2 separate regions of the Homo sapiens genome follow, and region 1 is linked to region 2. A link is a contact called in ENCODE Hi-C or POLR2A ChIA-PET data. All regions are on one chromosome and are shown on one strand. The core of a region is the stretch at or near the end of the contact, and the rest is flanking DNA. Distances in the headings are between cores, read along the strand shown.

Region 1 (6,095 bases), core at 987-3,486, 96 kb before region 2:
AATATAGGGATTTCAGTGTAATTTTATTTCTTCTCTTTCTTTTTTTTTATTAATTTATTTGTTGTGTTCATATATTAATCATAACTAAAATGTTGAATAAGGGCTAACTCTAGGCCTAGAAAGCAAGCTGTGTATGTGACATTCCCTTTCCAGGTAGCAGGTGCTCTTACTCTGTTTTGCAAATAAGAAAACATGCTCGGCATCACACAGTTAGTAAACACCACAGGTATAACCTGAAGTTCCACTGCCAGATTCCAAAACTCGAGCTCTGCTAATAAAAATTAACAAGACTGGGCCAGGCGCAGTGGCTCATGCCTGTAATCCCAGCACTTTGGGAGGCCGAGGCGGGCGGATCACGAGGTCAGGAGATCGAGACCACGGTGAAACCCCTTCTCTACTAAAAATACAAAAAATTAGCCGGGCGCAGTGGCGGGCGCCTGTAGTCCCAGCTACTCGGGAGGCTGAGGCAGGAGAATGGCGTGAACCCGGGAGGCGGAGCTTGCAGTGAGCCGAGATCCCGCCACTGCACTCCAGCCTGGGGGACAGAGCAAGACTCCGTCTCAAAATAAATAAGTAAATAAATAAAAAATAACAAGACGAAGGGTGAGTCTCAGAACAATCTGGAACACAGAGCAAGCTGTGCTAGAGATACAGAAGGTGAAATGAGACAAGAGGGACATCTGAAGCAGGCAAAAGGCATGGGGGCTTTAGCATATTTGGGACCTTCAGTTATCTATGTGTTGGTGCAAGGATATTCAATAGACCTGGGAAATCCATGGCTGCTTAATAAAGAGGCAATTAAGTGTTTCAAAGTCGGCTGGGTGCAGTGGCTCACACCTGTAATCTCAGCATTTGGGAGGCTGAGGCGGGTGGATCACCCGAGGTCAGGAGTTCAAGACCAGCCTGGCAAACATGGTGAAACTCCATCTCTATTAAAAATACAAAAATTAGCTGGGCATGGTGGCAGGCACTTGTAATCCCAGCTACTCGGGAGGCTGAGCCAGGAGAATCGCTTGAACCTGGGAGGCGGAGGCTGCAGTGAGCTGAGATCACACCACTGCACTCCAGAGCAAGATTCCATCTCAAAAAAAAAAAAAAAAAAAAAAAAAGTGTTTCAAAGTCATTAATACAAATGATTTACTGAGCTTGCTGGGTGTGAGGATGGAGATGGGGTTAGGAGGACGGGACTGAAACCCCGAAAATGTGTCACTATCTGGAAAACCATTAACTCCACTGATTGTTCCAGCCTTACACGTTGAGATGTCAGAGCCAAATACATTTATTCGCTCCAAGCATCAGTAATGTGACAGACATGTGGATACCCTACCAGGACACAATGCTGATTCCACTTGCAGTGAACACAGACACTGTGCCCAAGAGAAATAAAGCAGAGGGAGGCAAGAGGACCCAAAGCTAGAAGGAGAGGGCAAAGGAGAGAGAAACACTTTGGGTTTGATATTCTCATTCCCCTTTGATGCGATCACAGGGGAAATGCCAGAGGGCTGACTGACTGATATCCTGACTCCCAGAGCTCTTCCATGGGAAACAAGGAAGTGCCTATGGAAGGCTATGCAACTTACAAGAAATCTGGACAGCAAGATTCTCTCCGGAACAAATGCCAAGAGGGAGATGAATTATTCAGTGTGTAGAGATGTGTCATTCAGGATGAAGAGATGTGTTTTTGGCTGCACAAAGATTTAAACAGACACACTCACACATACATACATGCACACACTCACTCTTCCTGGCAGTTAAGGAGAGGAATTGTCCATTTAAACCAGCCACCCCCCGTCCCCCAGGAACTGTGGGTGCTCCACTGGCCTGAAATGTTTCACCTTGGGCAAGTGCTAAGGATGCAACCTGGGAAGAAATGTCCACTTTCAGATGTGGCCAGGACTTGGGGGCCTGCCTGGAACTCCCAGCCCCCACCCTCGGGTGAAGCAATTCACCACCATCCAGCCTGGTTCAGTCGGTCCCTGCTTCCAGCCTCCACAACTCGGGCTGCCGAAAACCCCAATTGTGAAATCAAATGACCCAGATGCTGGAGGGGCAAGAAGGGAGGGTGCCAGACAAGAACGAGTTCTGCCTCTTCTTAATTACAAATCTCTAAAGGAGCACAAACATTCCTGAATGTTTCTCAACAGGCCCTCCTGGAAAAACGGCCAGATGTGTCGCTGTGGAGACAGGTAGGTTCTGCCAGGAGCACCCTACAAACAGCACACAGGCACACCTGTCGGGGAGAGCCACCCCGGGGGCTGGAAGCCTCCCTTACCCTCCTCTCAGGGGCAACCACCAGTGGGTAACTGGTAGTTACTTTCCTACGGGCTGTGAGGACATGAGACCACGGTGGGCATTCGGCATTCTGACAATGTGCCTTTTCTAAGGAGGCAGCTCAGAGGAGGAGAGGAAAGCCTTCTGCCAAGTTTAATACTGGGTGGTGATTCTCTCGGGACTGAAGAATGCATACCCTATCTTTCATGTTCCTAGTGTTTCCCAAGCAAGTCCCAGCTTCCCACAGTAACCTCTTTATTACCGTCCAGCAGGATGCTGGCCTGCTCTCTCTGAGGGCTGGCTGGGCGGGATCACTTTCTAAAGGGCCCTCCAGACTCCAAGCCAAGAACTGTCCAAACTTTCAGCCGAACCTCTCCTCCCCAGCCCAGGCACAATGGCCAGGCTGGTTCTTCCCGCCCTGGGCTGTTTCACACGCATAGTTCCCATAGCTAAGGTTGCACAATTCCTGATAATGCTCCTTCACCTGGGGCTGCTGCAGAACACCATTTCTAAGCAGTCCCTTCACCTTTAGCTCCGGGGAGGCCAGAATGAACAGGAAGAAAGGCAACGTTTGAAGTCCTTCTTCCTTTAATTCAGTTTGGTTCAGACTCTTTTACTCATTGTCTAACAAATCTGGGCATGATAAAAATAACCATCTCTCAAGTTTGTTAGGAGAGCTGAGCACATGACACACAGCAGAGCCTTCGTTAACACCAGCTACAGAGGAAAGAGACAGATAGGGCCCTGCCCTTACAGTCTAGAGGGCGAGATGCACCCCAGCCAGAAGCAAATCAAGAGGGCCATTTCAGAGAGATCCATGCTATTCAGGTGAAGTGGAGGCGGAGGTCAGCTTTGGCGGCTCTGGGGCCTGGGTATGCACTTTGGATTATTCCTCTGACCACTGCCCTTGTGTTGAGCTGGAGGGTGACCCAGAGACACTCTCTGCCTCACCCTCCACTCTCATCCTTCCACCCTCATTTCAATCAATCCACCAAGCAACAAGCATTTATCAAGTGAGTATGGCACTCCAGGCCCATGCTAGGCACTACGAGGGCTCAGACGCTTGAAGAAGCCATGTTTCTGCTTCCAGGGGCAGAGGGTCTGGCCGGGGAACAAGACTCACACTCCAAACAGGCAGGGAGTCATCCCCACAACATTCCATGGGAGTGTATGTGGCTGTAACGCTACCCGCGGCCTGAGCCACAGGTAATTAGAGGATGCAGGGATATTTAATAAGGTGCTACGTCAGCAGTATAGACGCGAAAGGCCAACGGGCCATGGGCAGGGAGAGAATGCAGCAATGGGGTGTAGTCAGGGAGGGCTGGGGAGGGGAGGAGGAAAGAGCTGTGGTCAGCTCCATGGTTAAGGAGGAGGCAGGGTAGATGTTACCCACAAAGGCTCAGGAATGGGATGCGAGGCTGAAACCCAGGCTCCACCTCTTCCAGAACTGTAGGTGGGTTATGTAACCTGCTTGAGAGGAGTTTTCTTCTCTGTGAAACTTACACAGGAAGGCCCACTCTCATAAGGGTGTTGTGGGGATTAAATGAGATAACCTATACAGTATCTAGTGCCGGGACTGGCACAAGACAAGCCCTTGATAAATGTGGGTTGCAAACATAATCAGAGAGTTCTGCGCGTTGTGAAGAATCACATCACCCTTTATCTCAAATCCTTAACACGTGAGCTATCATCACCACCATCACCACACCCACCATTATCAGTCTTCACCCTAAGAGATACACGGTGGTGGTTAAAACTCACAAGTCTGGAGTCAGCCATCTGGGTCCCAATGCAGGCACTGTCACTCATTAGCTCTGTCCCCTTGGGCATGAACTCTAACCTGTGTGGCTTTGTTTCCTCATCCATAAGATGGGGGTGCTCAAAGTCACCGCTGCGTTAAAATGGGCTGTGCTGACCACATGGCATTCAGGGTTCAATCTACATTGGCTGTTAGGATGAGTTAGGTTTTATACCCCGATTTTCATGATGGGGAAACTGAAGCAAAATAATTGTCCTGGCTTGCACAGCTAATAAACCTTGCACTGTATTCTATCACCTCCCTTCCTGGAGGAGCTGGGACTGCTTAAACCATCTTTTTTTTTTTTTTTTTTTTTTTGAGACAGAGTCTGGCTCTGTCACCCAGGCTGGAGTACAGTGGCGTGATCTAAGCTCACTGCAATCTCTACCTCCCAGGGTTCAAGTGATTTTCCTGCCTCAGCCTCCTGAGTAGCTGGGACTACAGGTGCCCGCCACCATGCCGGGCTAATTTTTGTACTTTTAGTAGAGGCGGGATTTCCCCATGTTTGTCAGTCTGGTCTCAAACTCCTGACCTCAAGTGATCCTCCTGCCTCGGCCTCCCAAAATTCTGGGATTACAGGTGTGAGCCACCACACCTGGCTTCCTCTCTCTTTTTAGAAAGTTAAATGGGAGAAGGTAGGAGACAGTAGCTGAATTGGATTTGGTTCTCAAAATCTGCTCTCTGAAGGAGGAGGCATTTATACCTGGAATTCCCAAGTTCTTCTTCTCGTAAACACTTCCCTTCCTCTTGTTCTCTACCCTCCGAACACCTGTCTCAAAATTCTGGCTTTTCCACCCTTAGATCTCCTTGTTTCCCTACTCTGTTTGGGCTGGCTTACCCAGAAGTTTTCTTGGCCTAGTTATTCCCATCCTAAAATTCTTTTATAGAAAAAAGAAGAGGAGGGAGGGCTGGAGGGGAGATTCCAGACGGTTCCTCCACCCCAAACCCTCCCTACCTTCAGACTAGGCCCCCACAAACCAGTGGCTCACCTCCCCACTGCCAAATCTTGGATTCTGTCTTCCCTCTGCCCTGCTGGGTTGGTGAGATCACACACCTGTGCCCTTTGGGTCCATCCCCTTCCTTCACCTCCATCTTGAGTCTCTATGCTTATCTGTTCCCACTCACTGACATGGGGTGAATCCAGGCTGCTAATCCCCTCTGTGTGCTGCCTGTTGGGTTTAAGATTTCAGTTCTGAGAACCAAATCATGGATTAGAGTAGGTAAAGCCAACGGACAACCTGAGGGCCAAATTCAGCCTGAAGATATGTTTGTTGATCTACTACAGTGCTATATTTTAAAAACGGACTTAGCACACCTTTGGGGACAGGCACTGTCTGGATGCACTTTGTCCCCATTGCTTTCTAATGTGTCACTCCTGCCTCTTGGTTAAGAGCAGAGGGCTCTGGAGCCAGACTCACTGGCTTTGAATCCAGGCTCTGTCATTTTCTAGCTGTGTGACCTTGGACAAGATATGTAAACTCTATGTGGCTCAGTTGTCACATTTGCAAAACAGGAAAAATAAGAACACATATACTGAGCACTCACTATGCACCAGCAACTGTTCCAAGCAGTTAATGTATTTATATATTTACTCAGCTGGCCTTCACAACAGCCCTTTCAGGCAGGTACCATTCAGACCTGCCCCACAGTGCTCCTTGAAGCTTACATGAGATAATGCATGAAACAGCACATGAGTACACAGTGAGTGCTTGATAAATGTGAGTGATTCGTTTTTCATTTATTTATTTATTTATCTTTTGAGATGGAGTTTCACTCTTGTTGCCCAGGCTGGAGAGCATTGGCACGGTCTAGGCTCACTGCAACCTCTGCCTCCCGGGTTCAAGCGATTCTCCTGCCTCAGCCTCCCAAGTAGCTGGGACCACAGGCGCCTGCCACCATGCCCGGCTAATTTTTTCTATTTTTAGTAGAGATGGGGTTTCACCATGTTGGCCAGGCTGGTCTCAAACTCCTGACCTCATGTGATCCACCTACTTCAGCCTCCCAAAGTGCTGGGATTACAGGCGTG
Region 2 (5,412 bases), core at 1,479-3,978:
CAGATTCAATCTAGATCCTCCCAATGCACTATTTGTGCACCCATCCAAGTGCTTTCCACCAAATCCCCATCAAAGCGGAGCTAACTGCCCTTCCCCAGTGTCCTTGCCATACCATAGCAACTTCTCTTCCCAGCACTTCCACATTATTATTATTTTTTGAGACAGAGTTTCGCTCTTGTTGCCCAGGCTGGAGTGCAATGGTGCGATCTCGGCTCACCACAACCTCTGCCTCCTGGGTTCAAGTGATTCTCCTGCCTCAGCCTCCCGAGTAGCTAGGATTACAGGCATGTGCCACCATGCCCGGCTAATTTTGTATTTTTAGTAGAGACGGAGTTTCTCCATGTTGGTCAGGCTGGTCTCGAACTCCCGACCTCAGGTGATCCACCCACCTTGGCCTCCCAAAGTGCTGGGATTACAGGAGTGAGCCACTGCGCCCAGCCACTTCCACATTATTATTATTGTTATTATATTATTTTGAGATGGAGTCTTCCTCTGTTGCCCAGGCTGGAGTGCAGTGGCACAATCTCAGCTCACTGCAACCTCCTCCTCCCAGGTTTAAGTGATTCTCCTGCCTCAGTCCCCAGAGTAGTTGGGGTTACAGGTCCCTACCACCGCACCCGGCTAATTTTTTTTTGTATTTTTAGTAGAGACGGGGTTTAACCATGTTGGCCATAGTTGGCCAGGCTGGTCTCGAACTCCTGACCCAAAGTGATCCGCCCACCTCGGCCTCCCAAAGTGCTGGGATTAAGGCGTGAGCCACCGCGCCCAGCCCACTTCCACATTATATTGCGTATTCGCTTCTTGGTGTTTCCCATTAGACTCCTCCTGGATGGCTGCGTTTCATTCATCCCTCTGTCCCCAGCACCTGGTTTGTCCATTGAGCACCTACGGCATGTCAGGCACTATTTGTGGACAGAATGGACAGATACCCTCATGATTTCAGTAGATGTTGGCAATTAACACGTTTTCGTCTAGGCAGTTATTTTCCTTGTAAGAGCCACTCCTTTCCCGCTCTTTATGGCCCCGGAAAGGCTGATGGGGTTTGGGCAAATTCATGGTCTTCTGTTGATAGAGGGAGGGTCTCTTTGACATTCCCATGGGTGCTGCAAGGATATAGGTTTGGGCCTGTTGGCAACCATCTTTCCTACATATGGAATAAATCACTGTGAAGATAAGGCCACATCCCAAGGGCAGTGGCATTGAGAGGTGGAGCAAAGACAGTACCTTGTGAGCATCTTTGCGCCCTTGGATCTGACCAAATTTGAAGCCAGTCCTGCCTTTGGATATTCTGGTTTTTGCTTTGTGTTAGGGTTCTGTCACTTACCCCTGCACCTCTCCTGATTAATACAGAGATGCTGCTTGGGGGCAGAAGCCAGCTTGTGTTCACTTTCTCCATCTTCATTGCAGCATTCTACGTAATAGATGTTTCCTAAATGTTCACTGGTTGACTAATAGCTAGTGGGGCAGATTCCTTCTGGCCAAAGGCTCTAGCCTGAGAACAAAATCTATATGTATGTGGCCGAGATAAGACCAAGATAAGGGATTGTTGAGGGAGTGGCCTGGGAATGGAAACAGCCAGAGAGCTGACTGAGAACCGAAGATTCCCAGCCACCTGGGAGGGGCCTGTTCCTGATCTGTGGTGTGTCCTCTCTAAGGCTCAATTTTCACACTGTTTCACAGAGTGGCTGGGAAGTTCAAATAACAGCAATTAATTTGGATAGAAGCGTTTTATGAATGCATGAGTGTAAGGACATCCCTTTTACTGCCCCTGGAATTGGGCTCAGTTCAGGGACACTGATCATCTCTGGAAGAGTGGCTACTGGGTAGACTGTCCCTAAGAGGGTATAGGCTTTGCTTCTTCTGTCCTCTCTTCCCTGGAGCCTTCTAGAAGAGCAAGTCCCCAGGGCTTTACGCAGCTCTTGAAGTGGGAGGATGGGGTGGGTGGAGCTCCTTACTCTTGAACAGGTCAAGCTTCAGGCTGGGATCACACTTCAGCTCTCACTGAAGGCTGAGAATAAGAAAAGTTAGTTGCCAATCAGTAGACATCCCCTTGAGGGAGGCTGAGTGTTTACAACAGCAACCCTGCCAGATGGCAGTATCATCTCCACTACACAGGGGAGGAAACCCAGGCTTCGGAGGTTAGATAAGAAGCCCAGGCTTAGCTAGAAAGGTGTGGTTGGGAGTGAAAGTGAAGGATTTTTTTTGTTTGTTTTGCTTTTTTTTTTAATCTAAAGACGATAACCCCCAAATTCCACAATTTTCCTTTAATAATAGCTTACCATTTAATATGCATTTGTTAAATGCTGGGCCCTTGCCAAGGACTTTACATATATTGTTTTTATTAGGCTTTCCAAATAATCCCATACAGCAGTTATTTTTATCCCTATTTTACAAATGGGAAAGGTGAGGCTCAGGAAGTCCAGGTGGAAATGTACTCAGTGGGCAAATGGTGGAGGCAGGCTCGCAGTCCAGTCTGGCTGGTCCCAGGACTGGTCTTCTTTGGAATCTTTTTCCTGGAACCGATTCCACGGGCCTCTTTCAGGAGTCCAGGGCTCTCCTCGCAGTCTCTGGCTGCTCGGCGACTTCCCTAAATCCCTTTGAGGCGCCGGGCCCACCTCCAAGCAGATTTCATGGGAAAGGCTGCCACCTCGTGGCCAGATGGCAAACCCAACATTTGCCGGGAGGAGGCGAGGGCTGGTGAGGGAGGGGCTTTGTGGAGCAGCTGGTGCAGCCTTGCTTTCCGAGGGCGGCGTGCAGCCACAGTGCCCGCTGCGGGTGCTGGGGAATGGCGCCTTACAGGCTGCCCACCTGCCTCCTCAGGGTGGAAGGCGGGGCTTGGGTGTGAGCGTGCTGAATCAGAACTTTCCTGGAAAGTCGCCACTTGGTGTGGTCAGAGGATCACTGAAGTAAGTAAGTAATCAGAATATCCCTTCTCCCTAATTGTTTCACCTGGCTGGTCGTGGAGGAGGGAGAGGCGAAGGAGAAGGAATGGTGCATGCACTGGAGAGAGGATCCTTGGCCGGGATCTGTTCTCGGTGTTCCACCCCGTATAGACCCTGTCCCCAACTCTGGGCAAGTTACAGAACCTCGTCCTCATTTCCCAAATCTGAGCCGGTTTGAGGAGCGCTCCCTCTGTTCTGACCGCCCCAGCCTTCCTTCAAGCCCTCATCCAGACTGTTGCAGATTCTCCCGGGCTCTGGGCCTTCTGCCACTCTTCTCTCTCCACTTTGCAAACCCAAAGATTCCCTAATCGTGTTTCTCCCTATGTACAAGAGTCACACTGATGTCCCTCATGACCTGGCAGGAGAATACCCAGCTTCTTAGCCTGACTGTTATTCCTGCCTCCTTCCCTCCAACAAACCTCATCTCTGGCTGTGCCCTTCCCGCTGAGCTCCAATCCCCTGCTCCTCATTTCGGGCTGCAGGTGAAACTCACCTACCCACGATCAGACCTTTCTTCCAGAGGTCCTGATCTAATTGGCCTGGGACCCGTGTCTAGCGCGCTCGCCGGTGGTTCTAATCCTTAGCACCTGCCCCGGCCTCTCTGAACTTCTCACCTGTCTCTTTGCATATTTCTTCTCCTTCCTGCTACCCCCTCCTGCCTTGTCTGTCTTGCATTCTCTTACTTGCCAGTGCCCAGCTCAAATGCTTGTGGAGGCTGGGCACGGTGGCTCATGTCTGTAATCCCAGCACTTTGGGAGGCTGAGGCAGGTGGATCACCTGAGGTCAAGAGTTCGAGACCAGCCTGGCCAGCATGGTGAAACCCCATCTCTACTAAAAATACAAAAATTAGCCGGGCGTGGTGGTGGGCATCTGTAATCTTAGCTACTTGTGAGGCTGAGGCAGGAGAATCACTTGAACCTGGGAGGTGGAGGTTGCAGTGAGCCGAGATTGCACCATCGCACTCCAGCCTGGGCAACAGAGCAAGACTCTGTCTCAAAAAAAAAAAAAAAAAAAAAAACAACAAAACTTGTGGAGAGAACTCATACTCCTGTCCTCTGGACATCATGTGTTTGCTCATCACTTGTGTGCCAGCCCTGAGCCTACTGTGCTGTAGTGATTGATTGGCTTGTGAGTTTGTCTCACACTTTAGACCATGTTTTATTTATCTTTGTCTTCCCAGCTTCTGACAGTGCCAGGGACAAAATTGTGCTTGGTGACTCTGAAAGTAGAATGCCTGAACAGATGTCCCTTGTTCACATGGCTAGTCTTCACATGGCTGAGACCCTCCACTTTCCAGATGTCACCCTTTCTGAAAAGCCCTTGAAGCCATGAAGAAGGTCCACACACTGAAAGTACTTGTTCAAGTTACCCAGGCCCAGGAGAGGGGAGAAGCTGAGATTGCTCTTGAGGACATGAGATTTGAGGGAAGATCTTTCTCCATCTTCCCAGCTCCCGCATACAAATCTCTCCCCCTGTGAAAATTGTTATGCTTCAATTTCTACTCTTAGAAAAATCAGTGTTTGGAAGAAAGTTTCTAAAATAATAAAAATGAGGTTGGGCACGGTGACTCACGCCTGTAATCCCAGCACTTTGGGAGACCAAGGTGGGCAGATCACTTGAGGTTACGGGTTCGAGACCAGCCTGGCCAACATGGTGAAACCTTGTCTCTACTAAAATTACAAAAAATTAGCCGGGCATGGGGGCAGGCTCCTGTGGTCCCAGCTACTTGGGAGGCTGAGGCAGGAGAATTGCTTGAAACCATGAGGTGGAGGTTGCAGTGAGCCGAGACTACGCCATTGCACTCCAGCCTGGGGAATAAGAGTGAGATTCCGTTTCAAAAAAACAACAAAAAAAGAACATTTATTGAGTACCACATATCCATGATACAGGCAATATCTCATTTAATCATCAAAGCAGCCATCCTCATCCCTGACCAATGATGGACTATTATATAAGTGAGAAGCTTTTCTTCTGCTAACTTGAGTTTATCTCTTAACACAGCGTATGATATTTACCTTAATTAGCACATGTGACCTTCCCAAGTTTCCATGTTCGTTTAGTGAGTGGTAGAGTCAGGACTGGTTCCTAGGTGGTCTGACTTCAGAGTGCATGATCTTCACTAACCCATAGGCTGTACCGCCTTTCCAGAATTCTTTTTTTTTTTTTTTTTTTTCGAGATGGAGTCTCGCTGTGTCGCCCAGGCTGGAGTGCAGTGGCGCGAACTCGGCTGACTGCAAGCTCTGCCTCCTGGGTTCACGCCATTCTGCCACCTCAGCCTCCCGAGTAGCTGGGACTACAGGCCTCCGCCACCACGCCCGGCTAATTTTTTGTATTTTTAGTAGAGATGAGGTTTCACCATGTTAGCCAGGATGGTCTCGATCTCCTGACCTTGTTATCTGCCCGCCTCGGCCTCCCAAAGTGCTGGAATTACAGGCATGAGCCACTGCGCCCGGCCCGCCTTTCCAGAATT

What was found. A loop is a pair of places that touch in the nucleus more often than their neighbours do. ChIA-PET counts read pairs that join two places held with the same protein, here RNA polymerase II (POLR2A). Pooled maps may share reads with other maps.
Region 1: a loop to region 2 is called in a map of PC-9, with 6 times the contacts of the local background. The contact joins two enhancer-like sites. A Hi-C loop is called at or near these places in 6 of 168 maps with a recorded cell type or tissue (Caco-2, Calu3, MCF 10A and 3 more) and 5 of 50 pooled maps. POLR2A ChIA-PET finds 5 or more read pairs at or near these places in 2 of 52 experiments (Caco-2 and MCF 10A).

What each region holds. Positions count from the first base shown.
Region 1 is chr5:168,361,817-168,367,911 of GRCh38, reverse strand. The region is part of intron 1 of WWC1 (WW and C2 domain containing 1); the gene reads right to left. Among named protein-coding and RNA genes, the nearest start is that of WWC1, 73 kb to the right of the region's middle. RefSeq lists an enhancer at 2,260-2,793. Within about 2 kb of position 2,236, at least 13 of the 41 ENCODE cell types and tissues checked have a DNase peak (open chromatin) inside an H3K27ac peak, as active enhancers do; they include PC-9 and thyroid gland, where a contact is called at or near this core.
Region 2 is chr5:168,266,772-168,272,183 of GRCh38, reverse strand. No RefSeq gene overlaps it. Among named protein-coding and RNA genes, the nearest start is that of WWC1, 22 kb to the left of the region's middle. Within about 2 kb of position 2,728, at least 5 of the 41 ENCODE cell types and tissues checked have a DNase peak (open chromatin) inside an H3K27ac peak, as active enhancers do; they include PC-9 and thyroid gland, where a contact is called at or near this core.